3 separate regions of the Mus musculus genome follow, and regions 1 and 3 are each linked to region 2. A link is a loop called in an ENCODE intact Hi-C map of the cell type or tissue named here. Cell type or tissue: heart. All regions are shown on one strand. Each heading gives the region's core, and the rest is flanking DNA. Links, peaks and the distances in the headings are about the cores only.

The links. Peaks named below come from ENCODE experiments on the same cell type or tissue, not always from the same donor. Only the 100,000 strongest peaks of a DNase experiment are listed, where the experiment ranks them.
Region 1: it touches region 2 in a loop (2.1-fold over the local background); 2 of 42 quality-filtered maps call a loop at or near these places.
Region 3: a loop joins it to region 2, with 2.0 times the contacts of the local background. A loop is called at or near these places in 2 of 42 quality-filtered maps.

The regions. Positions count from the first base shown.
Region 1 is chr8:34,704,825-34,710,682 of GRCm38, forward strand. No RefSeq gene overlaps it. Among named protein-coding and RNA genes, the nearest start is that of Gm46069, 18 kb to the left of the region's middle. In heart, for the core only: no CTCF peak of the experiment used is centred there; no DNase peak of the experiment used is centred there.
Region 2 is chr8:34,611,707-34,617,564 of GRCm38, forward strand. The region is part of intron 2 of B930018H19Rik (RIKEN cDNA B930018H19 gene); the gene reads right to left. All of the region lies in intron 2 of Gm34096 (a long non-coding RNA gene), which reads left to right. Among named protein-coding and RNA genes, the nearest start is that of Gm34096, 7.9 kb to the left of the region's middle. In heart, for the core only: no CTCF peak of the experiment used is centred there; DNase peaks (open chromatin) are centred at 2,415 and 2,755; H3K27me3 peaks cover 1,055 bases.
Region 3 is chr8:34,394,631-34,400,488 of GRCm38, forward strand. No RefSeq gene overlaps it. Among named protein-coding and RNA genes, the nearest start is that of Gm33831, 11 kb to the left of the region's middle. In heart, for the core only: CTCF peaks have their summits at 1,904 and 2,778 (motif pointing right); no DNase peak of the experiment used is centred there; H3K4me3 peaks cover 804 bases; H3K27ac peaks cover 367 bases.

The DNA of each region.
Region 1 (5,858 bases), core at 626-5,625, 93 kb after region 2:
GAAGTAGAGACAAAGGCAGAGAGAGAGAGAGAAAATAGAGGAGTAGGGGCCAGCTGGAGAGAGGGGGGGAGGGATGAGAAGACAGACAGAGAGCAAGAAGGCAAGAGAACAAGAGAGAGGAGGGGGCAAGCAGCCCCTTTTATAGTGAGTCGGGCACACCTGGCTGTTGCCAGGTAACTATGGGGCGGAGCTTAGACAAAAAAAATAAACTGCTAACAATGACAAACTAAATTGAAAAAACAAAACAAAATAGAAAATGCTTTCTTCTGAAAAAGCCTTGTGGCTGGAGAGATGACTCACTGGTTGAGAGCACATACTGCTCTTGCAGAGGTCCTGAGTTCGAGTCCCATTGCCTGTGTTGTACAGCTCCTAACCACTCCAGCTCTAGGCAGACTCCCATACTTCTGGCTCTTACCTACAGACATTCACACAGAAGACCCCCTGCACACACAGGCATGCGTGCACAGGCACACATACACACACACACACAGACAGAGAGAGAGAGAAACACACTCATAATTAAAAATAATGCAATAGGGCTAGAGAGATGGCTCAGTGGTTAAGATCCAATGCCCTTTTTCTGACTTCCACAGGCTCCAGGCATATATGTGGCACAGCCATGCCTTCGGACAAGCACTAATACACACAAAATAAGTTAAATAATAATGCCCTTCATGTCAGCCACCTATACCTAGAAATACTTTCTACCTGGGATCCTTAGTGGCCTCACCAGACCGGGACTCAGATCACTGTCTGACTCAGCCATCACCAAAGTAGCTTTCTCCTGCTGTAAGTAGATGGGGAATGTACACAGAGACCCACGACTGAACACCGTGATGAGAGGGAGAGACCCTGGGACACCCAGGCCTAAGTTAGTAAATGAATAGAGGCAACTGTTACAAACCAAGAAAGATGGGGAGTTGGTTAGTTGACCAGTCAAACAGAAGACTTTCGAGAGCACAGAAGAAAAGATCTTGGTTCGAAGCCCCTGATTCACTAACTCCCCAGCACTGCACAACAGACAGAGGAGCACACACTGAGGAAATGAGGCATCACAGTAATGGGTGTTGGCTTCTTTATGCCATGCAGAGCCATGCTCTCCCAGCCTGGCAGCTGACTGAGTGCTCTGGTCTGGGAGCCACCAGATACAGTACGTGGGTGTTCTGTTCCAAAGAGGGACAGTGAGTGCCATATGTAATTTGGTTAAAACAGGGGATCCCAAGACTCTGGGGAAATGTCATAATCCCAGGGGAAAGACCAAGACCCTGGCAACAGAGCAGTTTGTAACCAGCCCTCCCAGCCGGTTCTACAGCCAAGCGAGATGTGAATCAGCCCCTTCAGTTTCTTAATGCATCCAACCGCCTTCTTGTATGTTTGTATTCTTATGGCCGTGGGAATCTAACCCCAGGGTCTTGCACATGGTAGGCAACCAACTACCATGGTTATAGTCACAGTCCTTCCCAGACACTTTAAAAATACCTTACATGTAAATATGATCAGCTAGATAGCTAAGGGTTACTGTTTCCACCAAAGGTTCTTACAGATTCTCAAGAAATCTGAAGTGCATATGTGAGTTGAAGATGGTTAGACTTGGGATGGCTCCTCAATCCTTCACCTTAAACAGGGTTACACACAATGGGAGTAAAACTAAGGACTCTGGTGTGTCTGGAGGATGAAATGGGTTGGCTGTCCTCTTGTCACACCAACGCAGAACATTTCTCTGCCCTTAACTCCCCTACTCCATCCCTAATGACATCTCCGGGGCACCTTTTCCCTCTGACTTCCTTTGGGAAATAGCAACCAAAGAATGGGAATGGAAATGGAGAGACATCAAAATACCTAATGCACTCCTGCCTCTAACGTTGGCACATGTCTCCCAAGAGCTATGTTTGTCTAGACTCGGTCCTCTTCCTCAGCTACTGTTTCAGGAAACTCCATGGATCACCCACACCTTCATGTGTTCCTAGGGGTGAAACTGAATCACTGTGTTAAAGTTTGTTCTCCCCAAAGTGTGTCTAGAGAGAGTGGTGATCTTCACAAAACCAGCACTATTAGATCCTTATAACCGTGGCAAATGACTCTTATCTACCTAGCTATTCCCATTTAAGTATAGGATATTTAAAGGGTGGTTGGGATGGGCTAGGTATATAGGTCCATGGTAGAAGTATTTTGCTAGCACACTGGAGGCCCAGGCTTTGATCCCCAGTGCCACAAGAATACAAGAATACAAAGAAAAGGGAACTTTAGGTAGTTGGGAACATTAAGGAAATAGGGGAGAACTGGAGAGATTGCTTAGTGGCTAAGGTCACTGACTGACTGCTCTTCCAGGGGGCCTGAGTTCAATTCCCAACACCCTCATCATAGCTCATCATGTCTATACCTGCAGTTCCAGATCAGACACCCTCATCTGGCTTCCATGGGTACCAGGTAGGCATATGGTACACGGACATACATTCAGGCAAAATGTGCATACTCATAAAATAATGGAAGAGAGAGGGGACAGGGGGAGAGGAGAGCAAGCCAGCGAGCCAGCTTCACCTCTCAGCTGCAGAGTCATCAGGGTGAGCTGTGTGGCTGGAGACATCTTTCTGTCAATGGAAGGGTGGGAGGTGTATAAGACTCATTGTGTAAAACATAGAGAATATTAAGGAAGAAAAAGACAGCGGTTCTCATGTTCCCATCAGTCTTTGTGCTTGCAACAGCATGGTGCAAGGTTGTGCGGACAGGAGACTTGAGCAGTGTGGACATTTCTTCTGCATTTAGTGTCTGCAAACCCTCCCAGAGCATCCAGCAGCACCACGCTGGGCCCAGGATTCATCAAGTCAATGGTCGGTCATGATCACTATGCATCAATCGGGATTTGTGGCACCTTTTTTTTTTTTTTCAGAAATAAAGATATTTAACCATCCCCTTAACAGACACAGAGGGTTAAGAGGTGTAATCTCTGGAAAATGGATTCAACCCTTCAACTCTTTTTTTTTTAATTTGTTTTTAACAAAAGAAAAGACAAAGCTCAAAGTGTATTTTATTGAGTAAAAATATTTTCTCAACCCAAACATGCACAGATAGATGGCAAGGTAGAGTGTATTTGCAAATTAAAATAGCAGAAAGTTGCCCTCAGGCTGCTGATATATAGTGATGCCACAACACCAAGGGTGGCTGGTGCTGGAGGAATGTGATCCCTGACGTGGGAATGCTTAGGTGCTTGGCAGTAACAGCGTATCCAGGGACTGCATCCAGCAGTTCTATTTCTAGGTCCACACATTAGGGGAAAAAGAAATCATGTGTACACTAGAAGATAGAGAGCAGGGCATTTAGTGCAGCAGTCTGTGAAAGACAAGAAAAAGAGATAAAATAAATAAGTAATCAAATACACAGTGGTTAGATTATAATGTCAGCAAAAAGAGAAGCTGTACTATTTATTATTATTTTATGTGCATTGTGTTTTGCCTGCATATAGGTATGTATGGGAGTGTCAAATCCCCTGGAGCTGGAGTTTACAGTCAGTTATGAGCTGCCATATAGGTGTTGAGAATTGAACCCTGCTCCTCTGGAAGAGCAGCCAGTGCTCTGAACCACTGAGCCATCTCCCTCTACTCTGGGAGCAGTATTCAACAGTATAGTAAAAAAGCAAAAGGACATAGAGAAATGTCCGAAATCAAGAAGAGACGAAAAGGCAAGCAGTGTAAGGGTAGTTAGCTGCACTGGCTACCTGTGGTAGAACTCAGCTTACAGAGCACAGGTATTAGAGCACTAGTATCTGGATCCCTCCTCGACACCAGAACCAACAGAGGATAAAGTCTACACAGTAACACTGCTGTTTTTAGGACTTTATGCATATAAAATAAACACATAAGGACACATGTACGTGAAACAAAGCAAGTTTGAATGATGAGGATAGGGAAGGAAGAAGAGAGAAGCAATGGAGTAGGACAGACGGTGGGCTGAAGGAGTTCTTGGGTCGCCAGGGATACCGCTAAGACTCTATGGTAAAGAACAAAGAGGCTTTTGATGGAGTTACTTTCTGTGTGGTTTTTGGTTTGTTTCTTTTTTGGGGGCTTGTTTGTTTTGTTTTTGTTTTGTTTGTTTGTTTGCTTGCTTGCTTGTTTTGAGACAGGGTTTCTCTGTGTAGCCCTGGCTGTCTTGGAACTCACTCTGTAGACCAGGCTGGCCTCGAACTCAGAAGTCTGCCTGCCCCTGCTTCCCAAGTGCTGGGATTAAAGGCGTGAGCCACCACTGCCTGGCTCTACGTGGTTCTTACTGTTGTCTGCCTATTAAAAAGTATTCATTCCATAACATCACACCTGTGATGTTGCTGGAACTTTAAGGCTTTCTTAAGACATATGGCATCATACTGGTAGAAGTTAGAGATCCCAAGAAGTCCAAGCTATATGTGACAGAATCCTGAGAACTGCAGCCAGCAAGCACATTTCGTACAAAAAAAAAAACAAACAAAAAACACAAACAACAACAACAATAACAACTAAAATGCATGTCCAGCTTGGAAGAGATGCTCTGACTGGTCAACGGGCATCAAACAATTCCGAGGAGAAACGGGACACACCTGCGGTGGTTAGCCTGGAGTTCCAGGCTCTTTAAGCCTTTAAACCGAGTGGGGCACGCCAGAAGCTTCAGGAATGTCATCCTGGAAAGCGGCAGCCTGCCAGTGGCCACTTTGTATTCCGTGAAGGGTGTAAGTTCAGATGTGACCCAAACGCTGTCTGGCTCTCTGCCTTTCCTAGTTGGAGGGCAGCTCTGGCCATATAGACTCATCTCCAAAGGAACAATGCCCATGCAATCACCAGCTGAAAGATGCGGAGGCCCTTAGGCAAGACACAGAATCCCTGGCTACATCCTCAGTCCCGACCAGTCAGCATCACCCCACCCCCACCCTAACCCCCAATCCCCAATCCCCGCTGAAATGACCTTAGGCTGACCTGGTGGTGACAGTTCACCTGGTGGAACATTTTTTTTTCAGACTCACTGGAGTTTGGGGGCTTGGTCTAAACCCTGGATCACCGCTCAGAAGTGCCAACAAATCTGTGATCTATTTACACTCACTGAAATCAACCAATAAATGGGCAAAGAGCTCATCTGCGACACTGGGCACAGCTTCTCTCTCACACGGCATTTCTGTTCCATTAAACATTGCAAATGAGAGTCCAAGGAGGAAGCGAATTTCCAATCAAACCAAAGAACCCAAGGAGCCCGAAATCTGTTCTCCAGTTCTCACCCAGATGGCTGTGTGGGCACACACACAGACCAGCTCACCCACTTCAAACGGAGCAGAGCTAAATACATAAAAATAAACAAGTGACTTAGTTGGGGGTGTAGCCATCCGTTTCTGAGATGACTCGAGGGGTATTATTTGGATGCCCTAAGGGTGCAGGTGTCTAAACTGGGCTTGCTTCCTGGCCTCGGTTCTCCTGCCACAAGGGCCCAGCAGCGGGAAGCACACCGCAACCTTCCACCGAGCCACAGAGAACCCCGCCAAAGGGAGCCCGGCAGCCACTTTTGAGGCTCCCGGTTCTCCTTGAATGTAACATGTCTCATTAATTTCTTCCATCTGCCGTTGTGTGCAGGGGAAAAAAAAATCCAAGGGAAAATATAAAGGGCCGACCCAGGATTTACTGCCTGAGCCTCTAATCCGTGTTCAATTTGTAAGAGGCTACAATTCCTCCAGATGGGACACATCTAAAAACTGGCTTTCCCCCCAGTCCCAAAGACATTTGGGAGAACTTCCCGGTCGGCTTGGGCAGTGTTCCTGAGGGTGGCAGCAGGCAGGTGCTCCTGTGACACTCTATCCAGAATCGTCAGAAATCAAAGGCAGAACAGGGTTTCCGAAGCAGGAACCAACC
Region 2 (5,858 bases), core at 520-5,519:
CAGCCACTCAGTGCTGCTATATGGCTTTGGAAATCCTTCCTAGGAACTCTGTCTAGTCTAAAGCATGCTCACCAACCTTCCTTACTACCCTCTTAGCTATACACACTCTTCATAGATTTGAGTGCTTAAACTTGCTAGAGTGGCTTCTACTGTGGACATCTTAGAATCCTGCCCTGAGTGCTGGCTCAGTATGGCCCCCACTCTTCTCATTCATGTGTCTCCATTCTTCCTTTCCCTGTTCTTTTCTTATCCCTTCTCACTTGGCATAAGGTTGGAGAATAAGCAAATGTCTTAGGTGGGTTTGCGTTGCTGTAAAGAGACACCATGACCAAGGAAACTCTTATAAAGGAGAACACTTAATTGGGGCTGGCTTAGAGTTTCAGAGGTTCAGTCCATTATCATCATGGCAGGAAGCACAGTAGTGTGCAGACAGATATGGTACTGGAGGAGGCAAGAGTTCTACATCTTGATCTGAACAAGAGGAGACTGTCTTCTGCAGGCAGCCAGGAGGAGGGTCTCTTCCATTCTGGGTAAAGCTTTAGCATAGGATCTCAAAGCCCACACCCACAGTGATGCACTTCCTCTAACAAGGCCACACCTCCTAAGAGGGCCAAGCATATTCAAACCACCACAGCAACCTTCTGGTCAATTCAGCAGTTTCACAGAGTGAACTTCTTCATGCATACCCTGGGCAACTGAAGGAGAATCCAGGCACAGGAGGAAAAGACTAGATTCTTTTACATTAGCTGCTGATGGCATAAACTACCTGCTGTGTAATTTGCTCAAAACCGCCTGCCATATCAGCAGTCTGCCTGAGATTGTCTTTGACAAAGAGGCTCCTACCTCAGAAGCATTTCAAACGATTCTAATTCTTAACAGCTACACAATAGGAAGTGGGAGGAAGAGGGGAGAAGGAGGAGGAAGATGAGCCATTAAGAATCACTCTGAAGAGCCAGAGGGAAGGCAAAGAGTTGAGTGGGTGGGGAGGTGGGGAGGATCTGGGAGGAATAAGGGGGAGAGGAAGCCACGATCAGAATATATTGTATAAAAAATATGTTATTTTCAATTTAAAAAGAAAAAAAAAAGACTCTGAAGCCAGGACAGTGGGGCTCATTGATTCATAGATAAATTACAAATACCAACATACCTTGGTCCAAAGCTATGGATTATCTCTGCAACAAGACCCTTGCTGTTCTGTATACTGGACACACAAATGTAAATCAGTCATATAACATTGTTAACTCGGGAGCTTCCAGCAAGTATTCTGCACAATGCTTAATGACAATGCTATTTTCTCTGATAAACAGATGAGAGGTGCAGATCAGCAATCAGATGCCCTGGGTTCTAGACTAATCTTCGTCTCCTCAGAGAGATGCTTCTCGTTAGAGACAGGCTGAGAATCACTGGGCGAGTTTGAGTCAGAGACAAATGAAAGAGGGGGTGGAAAGTTATTCTGCAAATGTTTGATGGTTCCCAAAGGTAAGGAAGGCATCCTGTGATCCTCATGACTCAGATCATTCCCCCAAAGACTTCACAGTCAGGAGTCCCAGAGGGCCTGACTCATCCTGATCTCTTCCTGAGCCCAAGTGGCTGGCCCGCATTGGATGACGGGAACTGTGGGGACTTTATGTAACTTCTAACTTTGGCTCTACCATCTGCTAGCTATACAACCACAAGCAGGTGTCCTCAACATCCTCACCATTGAGGTAAAGCAACGTTTCTGCCTTCTGTGCCTGTCATGCAGATGGAGTGAAAGAGTCTGTCTAAAGTGTCATAGTCGCGTAAGGTTCAATACCTGCATGCAGCAGCCACTCTAAAGAGCTGACAGCTTAACAGTGCCTCCAAATTTTTCCCCACCACCAGTGCTCTGCCCCATGGTTCTGTTCCATCCAACCTTCAAACAATCATCTCTAGGATGGACCAGCAAAAAAGGTCTCTAGTCTGTGACTTACAGTTTCAATGCAACTTCTATGTAATAAGATTTAGCGACACGGACTGCTTATTGTTTATTTAGGGAAGCGTTGGGGGTTGAATACAGGGCCTCACACACACTAGAAAGTTCACCATTGAGCCTCACCAGAGGCCCACTGGATCTTTAAAATGGCCCAGAGAATTGCTGTACTTGTCCATCCACTGAAGCTGTTTGTTGATGGTGCCCCCCACCCCACCCTGTGAGCCCCATACAGGCACTACTAGAAAGGACAGCTTCAGGCAAGGGAGATCGCCATGACTTCTCAGGTTATAGAGAGATGAGAACACATTGTACATGATAAGCCGTTGAAAACACAACTGTTTTTCCGGGCCAAGTACCTAGGAACAAAAGGGTATCTCAAGCCACAGCCAGGGGCATTGGCAGCCTTTGTAGTAGCCGGAAGGATCCTGCCAACCACATAAGAGCCACTTCAGCCCAGCAGATCACACTAAAGTCCTCAGTGTGCCAGGAGCATGGGGCATGGAGTGAAATGGAGCTGGCAGTGCTCATGTACGTGATAATAGCATTAAAGGCAAAGGACATGGTCTCAGGGCCGTAGCTTTCTCCCTGCCAATCGCATTTAAAGGGTCTGCAGAAAAGGGAACTCAGCTGGGATTACTTTGTGGGGCAAGAGGAAACGCTTTGTACTAAGGACAGTGTCGGGCATTTGCTTTACGGCTGGATGGACATGTCAAGCAGCTGGCAGTCCTTGGAGCACATCCTTGCCACCGCCAAGTAGGAACTGCCATTCTCCATGGCTCAACCATGAGTCCTCTCTAAGCCAGGAGCCAAGACTGTGTGCTGACAGACACTAGCTAGAGGGCTCGGGCACGTGTCATAGCAAGCTCCATGGCTAGCAAGGGAGCAAGGCAGCATCAAAGCCCTGTGACTTTTCTGGAAGTGTGGCTATAGCACCTATATGCAGTTAACATTCAGAAAGGAAAAGGAAAAAAAAAAGTCAGGAAAGGAGTAAGGAGAAAAGACGAAATCAAACAACATTCTTGGCATTTTTCAAACATCTGTGAAATCCTCATCATTATTTCTGATGTCAGTGTGACTGGGTTTAATAACTCAAAGAGGTGTGGATTCCTTTTAGAAGCCACATGCAAATGTGGCCGAGCTGACTAATCGACACACATAGCTATCTCCTTAGCTTTAGCGTTTAGCATTTTGACTGAAAACTCTCTTTACACACTTGCAGGCCATGTGTTATTGCTATTAGTGTTTCTCAAAACAAGCTGGAGTCAACCTCTTACTGCAATTCCCATTTGTAGCAAACCATCCCAATCCTAAATAGAGCAAGCCGGGGGGTGAGGGCACAGCCTTGACCAGGAGGAGCAGAGTATGACAGTATCGAAAGCTTTAATAAATATTAAATCCTCTTTTCCCCTTTTTTTTCAATATCCCAGCAACTGCAGCCCAAGATGCAGCAGGTAACAGAGCTGCAGCTCCCCAGTGCTGCTCTCACCTGGCCCTCTGCACTGAACAGGAAGCCACAGACTCCACAGGGCCTCCCCAGCCTGTGGATATGCTGTTGCTCACAGGGCAATCAGCTGCCGAACATGAGGAACTTGGGGACTCTGCTGTCTGGTCATCTCCTCACCTGTGAATGCCTTTCACCCCTGGGAGTGATCCTTGGCTTGCTGTTCTCCCAAAGAGCTCTAAACACCCCCCCCCCCGTCTCACTGGCCAGCGGTAGGTCTCTCCAGAACCCATCTTACTGTAGGTCCAAATATACCATCCTAGTACTGCTTGTAAGATCTGTATCCCTCCAGCTCGAATTGCTATAACTAGGCTGGTTCCCAGCAGACATACAATCGTGCCTTGGTATTGGTATAGAGGGTGGAAGTGGGGGAGGGAGATTGATTCCAGGACATCCCACAGATACCCAAATCCCAGATGTTTTAGTCCTTTGTATATAATGGCATGCATTTTCACAGAGCCTACACACTTCCTCCATATACTTTAAATCATCTCTAGATTACTCACAATACCTAATACAAAATAATCCTTTGTAAATAGTTATTATACTGGGGAGACAGAACCTGTAGAGACCATCTCCAGTAGATAGGTATGCCCCCCCCCCAGTTAAAGAATAGGTCCACCCACCCATGTCAAGAAGTTTAACCCAGAATTGTTCCTATCTAAAGGAAATGCAGAGACAAAAAAAAAGAATAGAGCAGAGACTGAAGGAAAGGCCATTCTGAGACTGCCCCACCTAGGGATCCATCCCACCTGCAGACACCAAACCCCAGTAGTATTGCTGATGCCAAGAAGTGCTTGCTGACTGGAGCCTCATACAGCTGTCCCCTGAGAGGCTCTGCCAGCATCTGACAAAAACAGATGCAGATACTCACAGCCAACCATCGAACTGAGCCCAGGGAACCCAATGGAGGAGTTAGGGTAAGGACTGAAGAAGCTGAAGGGGATGTGCAACCTCACAGGAAGAATAACAATATCAACCAACCAGACACCTCAAAGCTCCCAGGAACTAAACCACCAACCAAAGAGAGCACACGGAGGGACCCATGGCTCCAGCTACATATGTAGCAGAGGATGGTCTTATCTGGCATCAGTGGGAGGGGAGGCGTTTGCTCCTATGGAGGCTCGATGCCCCAGCATAGGGGGATGCTAGAATGGTGAGGCAGAAAATGGGGGAAGAGCATCTTCATAGAGAGGGGAGGAGGGATGGGATAGGGGGGTTGCTGAGGGGAAATGGAGAAGGAGGGCAACATTTGAAATGTAAATAAATAAAATAACCAATAAAAAATAGTTATTTTACTGTATTACGTAGGGGATGATGACAAAAAATAAAGGTGTGTACCTGTCTGCACAGATCCTACCATTGTATGAACTCTATAGTGCCTGACCCAGAGTTGGTAGAATCTATAGGAGCTGGATCTACAGATACCAAAAGCCAGTTCCAGCCCTACTGACACAGTTAAGCTAGACACTCCTTTCTGACCTCCATCACTTATTTCTGCGTGCACACACACAACCCTAAGTATCTTAGCTCTTCTAATGTGTACTCAAAGATCCTCTACTGAGTCTTTCTTCGATGTAAAGTAACTTGCCCAGAGTCCCCAGTGGACAGAGGCGTGTTCATTCTCGGGTCAGGGACCACCAGGACTATGTTACTGAGATGCTAAGATAACCCAAAAGTGCATGTGGGCTCTTAAGGCAGACATCTAGAGAAGACTCCAGGAGGAGGTAGGACTCAAGCGAGAAGCTGAAACTCAAGTCAAATGGGTCACAGAGGATGGAAATAGAAGACAGGAACTCCAAGTTTGTCTGACTCTAAATGCAGGGCCAAGGGATGACAGATCCCAGAGCCTGGCTCTGACCAGGTTCTTCGCCATGTGTTATTTCATGTAATACTAAAACCGGCCTTATGGTTGGTTTCCAGTGATGGTCTGTCACGGGATGAGAAAACCAGAGTGTTGGCAAACAAGGCCACAGTCTTTATTGACATGGTAAGTTGAGGTGCTTTCTCAGCTGATGAGTCACGGTGGGGGGTTAGGCAAATGTGAATGGAAGAAATGAAGGCATATAGATTTCTGGAATCTTGCATCTCAGCGCCCTGGATTCCACACTCCAAAGCCCCCTTTGGGCACTGCCATATCTACAAGATGGCAGAAGAAGGTACCACATGCCCAAATCCTAAAGAGTAGGCACTGGATTTAAAACAATTGAAAGCCTCTTTAAAGTGTGTGTGTGTGTGTGTGTGTGTGTGTGTGTGTGTGTGTGTGTGTGTGTGTGTGTGTGTGTAGGTCACAGAACCATATTGCTGTGTCAGCTCTCTGCTTCTATTTTTACATGTTTTCTGGAGCTGAACTCTTGAACAGACAAGCACCTTTACCTTCTGAGCTATCTTGCAGGATTGACA
Region 3 (5,858 bases), core at 626-5,625, 220 kb before region 2:
AGGACCAAACTGTCATGTCTTAGAGAAGTCACAGACGCTCAGAGCCCAGTGGGTGGGCTGCCTTTGCAATGCCTGAGTGTCCGGGGTTTCTCTGAGTATTTGTAACTTCCTCAGATGGTGGTCTGTCCCCAGATTGGGACACTTGCTCTTCCATAACTGGAAGAGATGTCACATGAGAGTGGAGATCTATTTCGGCCCTGTTACAGTGCCTGGCTTAGAAGCTGGCATGTGATGTAAGGTATAAGTCCCAAGCCTGGTCTTCCATGTGACACCTTTTCTGTCGGAAGCAGCTCTGGGCCAAGCAAGGGCTTTCTTCCTGGACTTTCTCCTACCCACTTTTTCCTCAGCATCTTGTTCGCAACAGCTGCCTTGTGTCTTCCTGTGTCACAATCCTGTGCCAGGGGAGCAGGGTCTGACTCTGCTGTGCCTCAGGATCTAGGATGAAGTGCTAGAGATGGGGAATGGGGTGCATCTCAGTTTAGGGTGTCCACATCTCCGTGGTTCACCCGTGGGTGACCTCTGAACTCAGTTTTCCTTCTCTTAAAGTTATACACAGAATTTACAAAGTTGCATTGGAAGCAAGAAGGTGACTAGGTGTGAAAGAGTGTTTGCTCTACAAATACAAGGATCTAGTTTGAATCCCCAGCACCTGTGTAGAAAGCTGGCCATGGTATGTGAGTCTGGAATCTGAGCACTGATGGGGTGGAGACAGGCGGATCCCGAGCTTGCTGGCCTGCCAGCCTGAGACAAGCTTCCAGTTTAGTGAGAGATCCTGCCTCAAAATAACACAGTGCAATGTGATTAAAACACCAATGTCCTTTGGCCTCCATTTGTACACCTATATACTCATGTGCGTGCAACACACACACACACACACACACACACACACACACACACACGCGCGCGCACACACACACACACACACAAGTTATGTTCTGAGACTTGCCAGGAAAAGTATTACTTTCCACTCCCCTTAAGGGCCCCGTCTTAGTGCTTCTACTGTAGTGATAAAACACCATAGCCAAAAGCAACTTGGGAAGGAAAGGGTTTATTTCAGCTTATATCTCCTGGTAACCATCCATCACTGACAGAAGTCGGGGCAGGAACCAGGAAGCAGGAACTGAAGCAGAGATCATGGAGGAATACTGTTTATTGGCTTATCCTCATAACTCCCTCAGCCTGTTTTACTGTGGACCCAGAACCACCAGACCCGGGGTCGTACCACCCATAGTGAGCTGGACCCTCCCACACTCTCTCATCAACCGAGAAAATGCACCATAGGGGTATCCGCAGGCCATTCTGGTGGGGACATCGTCTCCATTGAGGTTGGCTCTTTTTGTGCTTATGTTGTTAGTTATTTATCATGACTTTTTAGCCTATAAAACAGAGATGAGCTGTCCTTTCTTTGCTTCTATGACATATGTATACACACATCATACAGCCCTCTCCCCACACTTCTTTTGACCTTCTACCCTTGTAGTTTGGTTATATTGTAATTTTGATTTATACACTGAATGAATTGTTTACACTAAATGGATCCATAGGTGCTTTATACACATGAAGTCATACCGTAAACTTTGATTTACATCAAAGTTCTCCCTATGTGGGGATTGTGTACCTGTAGAATCAGTCACTCATGGATACAAAGTATTCAGGGAAAAGCTGCATGTGTATTTGAACACGTGTAGACTATGTGGTCCCTCTTCTCTGTTCTCTGAGCAGTGCAGCACACCTAATCTTTACATTGCATCAATTGGACCCATAATCTAGAAATGAGTTTTGAAGATTTGAGTAGGCTGCATGCATATGTTATACCATTTTTATAGGGAATCTGAATATCTGCCGTTCCAAGGGCTATGCTAGGATCCATCCCCCAGTGTCACCAAGGTGTGGCAGTACTGTCCTTCTGAACCAATTTTCCTGTAGTAAATAATTGCCTTGGGTATTACACGTGTGTAAGTCTGTGTATGCAACATTCAACATATTATAAGCCAGGGAAAAATTATATTACTACCCTGCCAAAGGTTTCATGAGTCCAAACCAGTTTATAAGCTTTGTAAATCTGGCTGGGAGTTGGTCTTAATTCATATGTTATTCTGTTTAATGTTGAAATTATTATTTTTTTCTATTATTTCTATTAGTTTTTAAGGGACCTCTAGCAGCTCCTAAAACTTTCCAGGGTAAGACTTATCTGTGAAAATACTTATGGAGAAATATATCTCGTACAGTCCAAAACCAGATGTCCCTGACACATCCCTCTCCCATGCTCAACTCATCTCTTCATTCACAGTCAGAGCTAACCTGAAAATTAAGCTCTTGTATACACCACAGTGGAAGGACCTGCTGCCATTGTGGAGGGCTGTCAGGCTTTGGCTCTGAGAGTGAAATGGCTTGTGCCGCTACCTTAACCTCTGTATTCTGTCTGCAGTGGACAAGAGTGCTTTCAGAACAGGATCATTTGGTGCCTTTCCCACCATCATTTCCAACCAAGGCCTAGCATTATAGGAAGCAGCATCCTGGAGAAATTTAACAGAATCCTAAGGACAGGAACCCAAGCCATAGGCAAGAAAAAAATACAAAAAACCTAAACCTTCGAGGTCCCTGTTTTTGCTATTGGGGTCTTTCTTCTCACTTCCAAACCACCATGTCTATAGGGAGCCAGAGACACTCTTCCTCCTCCTCTTCTTTGAAATTGTAAAATAAGAAGATATATTATAGATGGGTATTTTGCCTGCTCGTATATCTGTGCACTATGTGCATGCAGTGCCCACAGAGTCCAGAAGAGGGCGTTGTATCTTTCTGGACCTGAAATTAAAGATGGTTGTGAGCTGCCTCGTGGGTGCTGGGATTTGAACTGTGTTCTCTGCCAGAGTGGCCTGTGCTCTTTATTGTTGAGCCATCAGCTCTCCAGTCCCAGTAATGTCCTTGTTTTCAAATAGCGAGGTTGTTTCTTTCCCTACTAAGATAAGCGACCCAGATTTCAAAACTGACTTCTGACTGTGCTTTCACTTTGCCCCTAAGGACTCTCCCTCCCTTCTTAGAGTCTGGGGTGTGTGTGTGTGTGTGTGTGCGCGCGCGCGCGCACGTCCCTGATGAAACTCCTAGCCTTCTGCTAGAGCCCAGAACGGAACACAATACTTCCCAGGGTAACTGGCAGAGGAAAGATTTGATGAACCCGCTTCTCCCTGGGCAGTGCCATGGTTATCTGGGAAAGAGAAGGTTCACAAGCACCTTGTCAAAGAGCCCCTTACTATCCTTTGTCCTTTGCAGAACTGCATCTCAGTGTTCAGTTGCCAGCATGAATGGCTGTGGTTACAGGAGCGAGAGGCGGTGGGAGGAGGGTGTTTAGCCGCTTCTGGTCCCAGCGCCCCCCCCCCCCCCCCGCAGCGGTGTGAGAGGTTTTTGACTCTGCACGTGCTGAGAGCTTTTATCTCTAGAAGCCACTTGAGGTTGTTCAGGAGGCTTGATTAGAGAAAGGTGAACGGTTGCCAAGGCAACCTCCCTTTGATTCATTCATAGAATGGGAATTGAAATATTTAAGAGAGAGCCGAAAATAATGGCCACATGAGAGCAACCCACACATATCCTGCTCAGGAAACGTGGGCCGTTGAGACAAAGAACACAGAGGTTTGAATGTGTACAATCAGGCTTACCTGGTGTCTGCATTTTCCGTGAGTAACCCCAAGCCCCCACACCCCATTTCATACATACACACATGCATCAGCCTGGCATAGGGAATATTTTAGCGTGTCAACTTACTCTTTAGTGCCACAAGTCACAGCTTTGCTATGACAGTTGGCATGAAAATGTAAGTTTTCTCTCTGTGAATATGTCACCTGGCTTTCTACCAGATCTTTAAGATTTATTTATTTTTATTTGATGCATATGTGTAAATGCCTGCATGTTTATATGTGTGTAGCACATGTGTGCAGGTGCCTGTGGAGCCCAGACACTGTCAGATCTCCTGGAACTGCAATTAACGGCCATTGTGAGTTGCTTGGTGGGAATGCTGGGAACTGAACTCAGGTCCTCTGCAGAGGCGGCAACTGCTCCCACTGAGCTGTCTTTTCAACCCTATTTTCTAGACTTTATTTGCCTCTGGTACAGTTCTACCTGCGCTCTGCAACCTACATCTTGCTTATTTATGCATTTAGCCATCCACTCAACAAGCACTGATCTCCTGTGTGCCAGGCTAATGCACACATACAGCTTGTGTTGGACTTTTGTTTACTGTTGGATGCAGTTCTGGTATTGAGTGCTCCCTGCACAGGCAGGAGAAATGGGTTTTGGGGGCAAGGGTGGGGGAACCCCTCCGGAGCAACCTTTACCCAGGCCGATCAATAGAGCTCAGACTCTTTTTTTTTTTTTTTCTCTCATGAAACACCTCTCACACCACTGCCATTTCAGGCCAGAGCTTCTTTCCCAAGCAGAGCCTTTGCCTGCTAGTCACTGACCCTTGAAACAGCCCTCCTTGTGCATCACTGGCTCCCAGCACTAACCCAGCTCATCCACCCTTGAAGTCCCGATCCACACGCTGTTCTTAGACACAGCAGTTTAGCTCTAAGCCACTCAGCTTGACTTACAAAGTCTATAAAATCGTATATAATGTTCCAGTGAAAACCCCTGATGTTATTCTTTGATTTCAGCTGCTGTTCCCAACAGCCTTATTTTCTCAGAGTGTGAAAACTGACCCTGGTTATTCCTCCTGATTCATGGTTGCACAAACCACCCTACTTATCATGGCTGGTTTTCCCCCTTTGCTGGCCTAGAGCCATCACCTCGTTGTTACCCATCCCTCAAGACCTCCGAGCGAACCTCTCACTAATTATTTTTCAGTATTCACCATCCTCTTCTCCATAGGCATAGTAGTTTTTCTGGAACTGTGGCTTCCAGGACAAAGATCACACATCCCCGTTGTTCACTCCTTGCTCCTTTGTATGGCTGGGTTGTGAGCGGAGTGTGCGCTTTCTGAGCTACGTGGAGGTGTAATTATACACAGATGGCAGGCCACAAAGAGGGAAGGAGTCTTGTTTGCCAACAGCATGGGGCTAGAAATTTATAGGTAAGGGATTAGAGAAATCACTTGCTGGCTTGCCTAAGCCTTGGGAACATGTGTTTCGGTTGTGACAGATTTGTAGACGAATCTACACATATTCAAGAAGATATCCTGGGGATTTTCTCCTTTAAACTCTCATCGTGGCCATGAAAGTCTGGGGTGTATTGATTTTTTTCCCCTTAGCTGTAGCCTTATTCATTTTCCATCACGAGCAAGGAAGACAGGGACCTTATCACTAGACCTTAGGGCAGGGGTTCTCAACCTGTGGTGCTCTACCCCCTTGGGAGTTTAAACAACTCTTTTACAGGAGGTTGCATATCAGATATTTACATTGCAGTTCATAGCAGTAGAAAAATTACAGTTGTGAAGTAGCAACAAAAATAATTTTATGATTAGGCAGAACGTCACCACAACATGAAGAACTGTACTAAAGGATCATAGCATTAAGAAGGTTGAGAACCACTGCCTTAGGGTATAATTTTTAAATCCAATAATATATTCTTGCACAGAAAAAAACAAAAACAAAACCCTAGTTACAAGTTAGAAGACCTGGGTTCTAGTGTTTCTTCATATTGACTGCATGCCTGGAGAGTACCTTTGAGACTTTCTAGGACTTGGTGTTTTGAACTGCTTGTAGGAATGTAAATTGTATCTCGGATGAGACAGTTGGTGTGTGAATGTTTTGTTAACTGCAGAGTAATGCATATTGCTTACACAGTTCCACTTCAACATCCATTATCACACTTTTTTACATTGTCATATACAAATGACCAACGATATCAGAAGGTTGCTGTCTAACCGT